Regions from separate parts of the Homo sapiens genome. Here region 1 is linked to region 2. The links are chromatin contacts, found by Hi-C or POLR2A ChIA-PET in ENCODE. All regions are on one chromosome and are shown on one strand. The core of a region is the stretch at or near the end of the contact, and the rest is flanking DNA. Distances in the headings are between cores, read along the strand shown. Region 1 overlaps TSPAN18 (tetraspanin 18). Region 2 overlaps TSPAN18 (tetraspanin 18).

What was found. Hi-C counts contacts between places; a loop is a spot of excess contacts on that map. ChIA-PET counts read pairs that join two places held with the same protein, here RNA polymerase II (POLR2A). Pooled maps may share reads with other maps.
Region 1: a loop to region 2 is called in a map of CD8-positive, alpha-beta T cell, with 5 times the contacts of the local background. The contact joins two enhancer-like sites. A Hi-C loop is called at or near these places in 2 of 168 maps with a recorded cell type or tissue (CD8-positive, alpha-beta T cell and dorsolateral prefrontal cortex), 4 of 37 single-sample maps with no recorded cell type and 5 of 50 pooled maps. POLR2A ChIA-PET finds 5 or more read pairs at or near these places in 3 of 52 experiments (A549, WTC11 and endothelial cell of umbilical vein).

Annotation. Positions count from the first base shown.
Region 1 is chr11:44,909,062-44,913,348 of GRCh38, forward strand. It overlaps TSPAN18 (tetraspanin 18), which reads left to right. Exons shown (of 10, transcript NM_130783.5): 5 at 644-838. Among named protein-coding and RNA genes, the nearest start is that of TP53I11, 40 kb to the right of the region's middle. RefSeq lists an enhancer at 1,946-2,802. Within about 2 kb of position 2,435, at least 4 of the 41 ENCODE cell types and tissues checked have a DNase peak (open chromatin) inside an H3K27ac peak, as active enhancers do.
Region 2 is chr11:44,822,721-44,826,670 of GRCh38, forward strand. The region is part of intron 2 of TSPAN18 (tetraspanin 18); the gene reads left to right. Among named protein-coding and RNA genes, the nearest start is that of TSPAN18-AS1, 88 kb to the left of the region's middle. RefSeq lists enhancers at 1-804, 805-1,669, 1,670-2,535 and a silencer at 1,278-1,572. Within about 2 kb of position 1,856, at least 2 of the 41 ENCODE cell types and tissues checked have a DNase peak (open chromatin) inside an H3K27ac peak, as active enhancers do.

The DNA.
Region 1 (4,287 bases), core at 1,185-3,684, 87 kb after region 2:
TTGATGGAGACATAAATAAGAAATCTTTTGAGCTATGGATTTGAGAGTGGGGAGCCCACTCTCAAGTTGGAACCTCACTGAGAGTCCCATGGGGGACAATGACGATGACTTGGTCTGTGTCTTCCCAGCCCCTAGCATGGGTGGTGCAAACACAGCATAGGGCTGACTCAGAGCATGTTCATGGACCTTTGTTTAGGGTGTTGAGGCTGGAGTCAGGGGGCCTGCGACCAAACTCTGACTCTGCCATGAACTTGCTGTGTGACCTTCAGCAAGTTGTTGGTTCCCTCTGTATGGAATCAGAGGGTTGGACTAGATGACCTCCTAATCCTACAGGTCTGACATTTCAAGAGAAGATAAAATTGGCAAATAGCCTTTATGTGATACAGCCCGAGGTGGGGCTTGGGTCGGAAATTGGATTTAGAGGATGCGTGTTGCACTTAAGGTCACGGCAGCTAGAAAAATTAAAAGCAATTCAAGGTGCGGCTGGGACTCACTGGCTCTCGCCGCAGGTGAATTCCTGCCTGGCTCACCTAGTGCTTGATGCCTCTGACCCTGGGGCTGGCTCAGGGGAGTGGTGGGTCAGAAGTGCCTAACCTCCCTTTCTGCCTGTTTCTCCTCCCAACTCCTCCACTGGCCCGAGCAGCTGGGCGGGGCCTGCCTGCTGGCCATCGGCATCTGGGTCATGGTGGACCCCACCGGCTTCCGGGAGATCGTGGCTGCCAATCCTCTGCTCCTCACGGGCGCCTACATCCTCCTGGCCATGGGGGGCCTGCTCTTTCTGCTCGGCTTCCTGGGCTGCTGCGGGGCCGTCCGTGAGAACAAGTGTCTGCTGCTATTTGTGAGTACCCCAGCCCCCACCCCATCCATGGGTGCTCTGAGGGGTGTCAGGGATTGGCTGCAGACTCCCAGGCCCTGCCTGGCTTCCATTCAGACCAGTGCTTCCCAAACTGGGGCGGGCTGTCAAAGCAGAAGGGATCATGGAGATGAGCACGTCTGACCCCACTCATTTGGTAGTCAATGGTCCTGAAACCCTGAGACATTCAGCAACTTGCCCAGAGTCCCATGGAGTTGGCAGCAGAGGGGATGATACAGACGCTAGGTCAGGGCCCCTGCAGTGCCTCAGGCTGCCTCTTCCCATGCCTTTGGGACCTGTTTTCTCCCTGGGGTAGCCCTTCCTCTCTCCCACTTCATTTTGCTGCTTTCCTGCAGTCAATCCAGGACCCTTGGCTTAACACACACCTAGTCTGTGTCCGCATGCCAGGAAACTCAGAATAAGGTTTGTGCCACATAGGTCCACCTCCAGGGGTGGGGCGGTCCCCAGCCTTTTCCATCTGCCTTGGTGGCCCCAGCTTCCAGAGCCTGCTTTTGCAGTGGGCCCGTGCCTGCAGTGGGTGAGCTGGCCCAGATGGCGGGGGCCTTGGCATCCAGGTCTGAACAACCAGGTTTCTCCAAGGCATGGTCAGCTGAGAGCACTGACATTGACCTTGATGTTTTTCCACTTGCTTGCTATTAAAAACTCTAATATATAACTCCTTAGTAACATCGCTAAGATGCCTAGTGGATGAGGCCTTCCCCTTGTAGATATGCAATTCTGAAACGGTATGATATGGCCTCTGAAGGTTTCTTATTCATCAAGTAAGTAGCCCTTGAACTCCTATCATGCGCATGTAGTTCACTGGGTGCTGAAGATATGTCGGGGACCAGGAGTGATGGTCCCTTCCCTCACAGACAGGCACAGGGGAGGCAGCCGAGCCGTGCGGATGAGCTGGGCAGTGGGCAGGCCTGGTTTGAGGGTACTCCCTGCTCCATCCCCTAAGGGTGTGCCTCCCATCTAGTTCCCCAACCTCCCAGAGCAGCCATGTCTTCTTGTTAAACGAGGGGGCCGACCAGCTCAGCTATAGATCACAGCCAAACCAGACAAGCAGTGGGTCTTCTCGTTCTCGAGTCTCCTGGATTCCCATGGGTGGTGGCGCTTGGGGCCTCCGCCTGCTTTCCTGTGCTGGGTGGATGGGTCTTCTCTAAGAGGTCCTGGACTTGGAGAACTTCTGGGCTGAGCCCAGTCCCGCTACAGGGTAAGTTAAAAACAGCCCTGTTTAGAGAAGCGTGGGTGTGTCTGGGTAAGCTTGCGGATGCTCCTCATGGGCGAATTCGTGGGCGGAGTTAAATGACAGGGAGAACTGGGCTGGTTGGCTGGGGGGCTCCCTTGCAAGGTTCTGTAGATAAGCCAGCACCAGCAGTGCTGGGAGGAGAGACCTGGCACCATACCTCCTCCCCAGACGAGAGCACACTGCACGGCCCCATTTGTGTCCCGGTGAGATGCTCCCCATCCAAAGGAAGTGAAGTCAGCTGCGAAATGAGTGACAAGGAGCCTTGGGCCTATTTGTCCTTCAACAGCGCAAACACTGCAGACTTCATTTGAAGAGAAACAAAGAAAAACTTTGAGCGCCCCCTGGTGGACAATTCTCTACAGCTTGTCACGGTGCTCGCAGAAGTCTTGGCTGGGGAGCCCGAGGGGACTTTAAAAGGAGCTTGGATATGGGTCCCAGAACAGACCCAGCCTCCCTTTCCCCCTCCTCACCTCGGCCCCCAGGGACTCATTCATTGTTAATGGGCTCGGCTCTGAAGCCAAGACAGGAAGCCAGGCTGGTGTTCTTGGCTGGGAGCAGGCTGGAGCGGCTCTAGTCTCCTCCAGTAAGTGGCTGCCTGCAAACCTGCCAGCCGCCCCAGGACGTCCTCCCTCCCGTGCTATGCGAGGCAGGACTGAGGCCCAGGGGTAGGAGATGTGTCCACGATCCTCCCGAGAGAGGTGATCCTGGCTGCCAGGCTGGGGGCCCTTCGACAAGGCCTGATGGCAGATCCTTCCCCTTCCCCTCCCCACCCCCGCCTCTCTCCCTTTGTCCCCCTTCTTTCTGCCTATCTCTGTGTAGCTCCCTTTCCTCTCTGCCTCTGTCCTCCCCATCTCTGTCCTTTTTTTTTTCGAGACAGGGTCTCAGTCTGTGGCCCAAGCTGGTGTGCAGCAGTGTGATCTCAGCTCACTGCAGCCTCAACCTCCTAGCCTCAAGTGATCCTCCCACCTCAGCCCCCCGAGTAGCTGGGAACACAGGCACGTACTGTCACGCCCAGCTAATTTTTGTATTTTTTGTAGAAACAGGGTTTTACCATGTTGCTCAGGCTGGTCTTGAACTCCTGGGCTCAAATGATCCACCGCCTCGGCCTCTCAGAGTGTTGGGATTCCAGGCGGGCACCACACACTTGGCCTTGTCTTTCTCTTGATCTCTGTTTTTATTCCTACGCCCTTTCCTTGTCCCTGTCCTGATCTCTCCCTCCCCGTTTCCCTGTCTCTCTCTCCACTTCCCCTGCTTGCCCTCCCCTCTCTAGGGCCCCGCCCACACAAGCCTGAGGTCACAGTGTGGGTCAGAGGCAAAGGACGCTTGGATCAAGGTCTTCTGGCTCCCAGACCAGGGCTATCCACAGGCTCTGGATAGCCTGGAATGGACTCCAAAATTTACCTAAAATTATATGCAAAATGTTATGTTATGTCAGGTCCTGTGTATGTGTATTGTGTATACATGGATTGTGTGCATACTCATGTGTATGGGTACAGTGTGTATGTGCACGTGTGTTGTATGTGCATGTATGTTGTGTTCTATCGTGTGTGTTTGTGTGTACATGTGTGCATTGCTTTGTGCATATGTACACGTGCATGGGTGTTGTATGTGCATGGGTGTTATGCATGCATGGGTGTTATACGTGCATGGGCGTTACATGTGCATGGGTGTCATGTGTGCGTGGGTGCACATATATATGCATGTGCACATGTGCCTGTGTGTGCACATGTGTGTTGTGTGTGCATGTGTGTTGTGTGCATGGGGGTTGGGGGGGTTCTGTGAGTGTTTCCAGAGAAAGGCACCAAAGTTTCTGGAAGGTTTTCAAAAAGGTTTATGCCCTAAAAAATAAGAAAAACCACTTCTCCCTTCCCGGCTGAACCTGGACCTAACTGTGTGGTGGTTCCAACCGAAGAGGGCATGGAGCCTCACCCCTGGCAGCTTCTGGGATCCTTCTAGAAGCCTTTCACTGCTTTCTCAGCCTGTCAGAAAGGAGAGAAGGCTTGTCTTGAGAGGGGCCAAAAGAGTGACTTTAGTCAGCCCAGGAAACCTGGCTCAAAGGTTCACAAAGCAAGGAGGCCTTGAGATGGGGCTGACTGTCCCCTTCCCTCTGCTCTGAGACTGAAGTCCTACAGGACCTGGGGACAATCAGTCTAATGACCAGACCACCTAATGATCAATT
Region 2 (3,950 bases), core at 606-3,105:
AAGGCTGAGGAGACACAGGCTAACTCTGGGAAAATGTCAGACCCCAAATGAAGACCAGGACCCTGCTTCTGAGGACAAATGACATAAATCATTGACCTGGGCTTCACTTTCTCCAATTGTATAATATAAGTCCTGCTAAACCAAGTTAAGGGAATTAAAGGGACTGAGGGTCTCACATGTAGGTGGAGCTGAGTTGATTCTCCCACCAGCTGTGTAACATTGGGCAGGTTTCTTAGACTTTCTGAGTCCTTGTACAAATTCTCCCTGACTTGCAATGAGGATCAGCAAGACACTTCTGGCCTATAGTCAGCCCCCAGTGAATGTGAGCTGCTGATGTTACTATCCAGGTCATCACTTCATTCATTACAACATTGGAAAGTGACACAGAATTTTTCTCAGCCACTTTGCCAATCAGGGACCTCCACGGCCGGCAACGCCCCCCCACTGCCCAGGCCTTGCTCAGCCCCAGGCCTACCACTAGAGGCACCCTGCCCACTCGGCCTGCTTGCGTTATAGCTTGTACCCACATTTGGTGGTTCTGGAACTCTTGTCCTGTGTCCAAGAAGAATGAGGATATGCTGACAATTCAAAGGGTGAGGATGGGTGGAGAAGAATTTTATTGAACAATGGAACAGCTCTAGTGGAGAGGCGATGCAGCGGGGGGCTTTCTCTCCCCCGAAGTCGGGTGGTTTCTCTCCTAGTGTGGCTGGGTCCAGGGCTTTTTATGGACTCACAATGGTGAGTGCATGCCAATTGATTTAGGAGTATGCAAAAAAGGTTAAAGTAAAGACACCACTCAAAGGTGGGCACAACAGTGTAGAAAACCAATTAGGAAAGGGTAGGTAAGTGTAGAATAGGTTAAGGGTGGGGATCAATCAGAGGAAAGCACACCAGACTGGAAGACAGGTTCTCAATCTGGTCCATGGATTTGACTTGTAGCTTGGCTTTCAGGCTTTAAACTGTCTTCAGCTTGGAGGTGAGGTTTCACCGGGGACCTGCCCCTATTTGTCTCCTGCTGCTATCAAAAGTAAAGGTCCTGGCTTAGGTTTAAGGCAAAATGAATAGAACTGATATCATCATGTTTTTGTCATCAGCATTTCCCATCACCCTCTGAGACAATCAGAGAAGCTCATTTGAGTCGAGTAGCTGGTGGAGGGAGGAAGAGAATATGAAAGAGGCCCCCCTCTCGGAACTGGGCACCACTCATACCGGAAAACCAGGATTTATGGAGCTTATTTCTTGTCTGTCTCTGGAAAGAGGTACTAGAGTCCCGTGCTGTAGCCAGTCGCTGGGAATCGGCTAAAAAGCAAGGCTTGGTCATGACCGCCCCCAGCTCCACCTCCTGCTGTCGGGGTCTTCCCTCAACATAAAGCCTGCCTCGCTACCATCATTGAGGGTTTGGAGTTCAGGCCTTTGAGGGATCATTTGTTTCTTGAGCTCAGTCTTCAGAAACCTCTGGTGCTTTTGAATTTCCCCTCCGCTAGGGAAGGATGGATTGGCACCCTGCCCTCACCCCACACCCCTCCTAGCTGTCACTATGTAGTATTTTAATTTATTGGTCCTGGCTATTCATTTGTCTTGTTAATTTTTTGCCTGCCCTCTACCTTAGCTAATCAGTTGGCCTCTTTGGGGGGCCTCTGATCACCCACCCCCAACTGGGGCTGGGGGCAGGGATAGGGGATGTGGTGGCCTTGATGTCTTTGAGGAAACCAAGCTGTGTGGGGGAGGGTCACTGGGAAAGTTCAGAAAGGAATGCTTCCCTAGGAGGGGCATTGGCCATTCTGCCCTAACCGAATACCTCTGGGGCAGTCAGGGCCACCCTGTGACCTCCAAACAAAGCTGGGGCCTTGTCTAGGGCTGTGGGAAGCCAGACAGGACAATGGGAGGAAGGAGAAAGCAGGGAGATAAAGCCAGGGGCCCACGGGCCTGTGCCTGGGATTCCAGAGGCCGGCTCCTCACATCCCAGCCGCGGAGGCCTTCAGAGTAAACACACTGGGCTTCCTGGCTCACAGGGCCAGTGCTGGGTTTTAATTGTGGCTGTTATTGTTGAGATAATTGTTCAATTTTGGGAGAAGCCGGAGAAAGGAGAGACTGTGTGTCTGATGCTTCTGCGGGGATGATGCTCTCATTCATTCATTCACTCATGCTACAGATGTTGACTGGCACCAGCCAAAGGCTTCGCTTGGGGCTGAGAATGTAAAAATCAACATCAGCTCATCCTTGTCCTCCCTACACCCTTCTCTGGTCCTAGACACAGACACTAAACCCATCCTCCCAGTTCAGTGTGGTCAGACAACAATAGGGGCATGAAGCTGTGCCAGTGCTGGAGCTTTACCTTCCTTTTATAGGGTGCTAGGTCAGAGCCCCCTCCCACCACCCCCCACCACCCCGAACTCGGGGAGGAGTTCTGACCTGAGTGCTCCTGCTGACTCCTGAATATCAAAGGAGGGCAGAGCTCCCTTTTGATCTCTTCTCTTGACTCCAAACTGAAGGACACGTAGAAGGCAACATGTTAGAGCCTGATGTTTATCCAGCACCTTCCATGTGTCAGAAACTGTGTGAGAGCTTTTGCAGATCACCTCAGCGCAGCCAAGAACGGAGGGCTGACTTTTTCCCCATTTCACAAATGAGAAGACTGAGGCCCCACCAGGTTGAGTAAATGGCTCAGTTCACATTATTAGGAAATGGGCAGCCTGGGTGGGAGCCCCGGTCAGTCTGACTCCAGTGCTCTCAAGCTTCTCCCTGGGTCCTGCCACCTTCTGCAGTGTGCGCCCCGATTCACTGGTGGGCTCTCAGGCTCCAGCAGAGGCTGAACCTCTCCTAGAACAAGGCTGGTCTTGCCTGACTTGATGCATCCCAGCGGGACCCCTCCTGTGTGAAGTCTCCTGACAGACTCGAGCTGGAAACAGGAGTCAGGGGCCATGCAGCTATCTCCTTACAGGTTTCAGGGATGTTGCCGTCTCAGCATTTGAACCTGATGGAAATGTTGAAGCGGGGGTTGGCTGGGTTTTGTACACCCAGGGCCTGTTTTCTTAGACAAGGCCATTTCACGGATCCTCAGACGTCCCCAGTTCACAACAGAGACCCTGGTGGGCTTGTTTCTCCATGAGTGTGTTTAGGGTTGGATGCTCGCTCTGTCTACTGTCTACAGGCCTTACAGGACATGCAAGGCAAGGCAGCCTCGAAAACCAGGGTGTGGGTCCCCACTCTGTCCTCTTTCTGACTGTGGGCCTCAGGCTGGGAGCTTCTCCTCTCTCAGCCTGCATTTCCCATCATTACAATGAAACAAGGATAAGATCTACCTTACAAGGCTGGAGGAAAGATAGTGGGAGATAGGGGCCACACTCTTACACCACACACAAAGTGAGGGGGCCATCGCAGAAAGGAAGGCTTTCCAGCAACAGGCAAGGCTAAAAGAAGGGCCGGACGTGGTGGCTTACGCCTGTAATCCCAGCACTTTGGGAGGCTGAGGTGGGCGGATCACCTGAGATTAGGAGTTCAAGACCAGCCTGACCAACATGGAGAAACCCCGTCTCTACTAAAAATACAAAAATTAGGCTGGGCATTGTGGTGCATGCCTGTAATCCCAGCTACTTGGGAGGCTGAGGCAGGAGAATCACTTGAACCCAGGAGGCAGAGGTTACACTGAGTCGAGATGGCGCCATTGCACTCCAGCCTGGGCAACAAGAGCGAGAAACTCTGTCTCAAAAAAGAAAAGAAAAAAGTTTGCATTTGCCTGTACATGAAGGGTGGATATTTTTGGATCATCGTCTGTATGTCTATCGCCGGCAGGTACCACTGATATTAGCACCTAAGCTTGCTGTGTGCCAGGCACTGCTCTCAGGGTTTTACCTGGCTCATCTTGTCTCACCTGGTTTAGAGATAAAGAAACTGATGCACAGCATGTTTAAGTCACTTGCCCAAAGTCACACAGCTAATAGGTGGTAGAG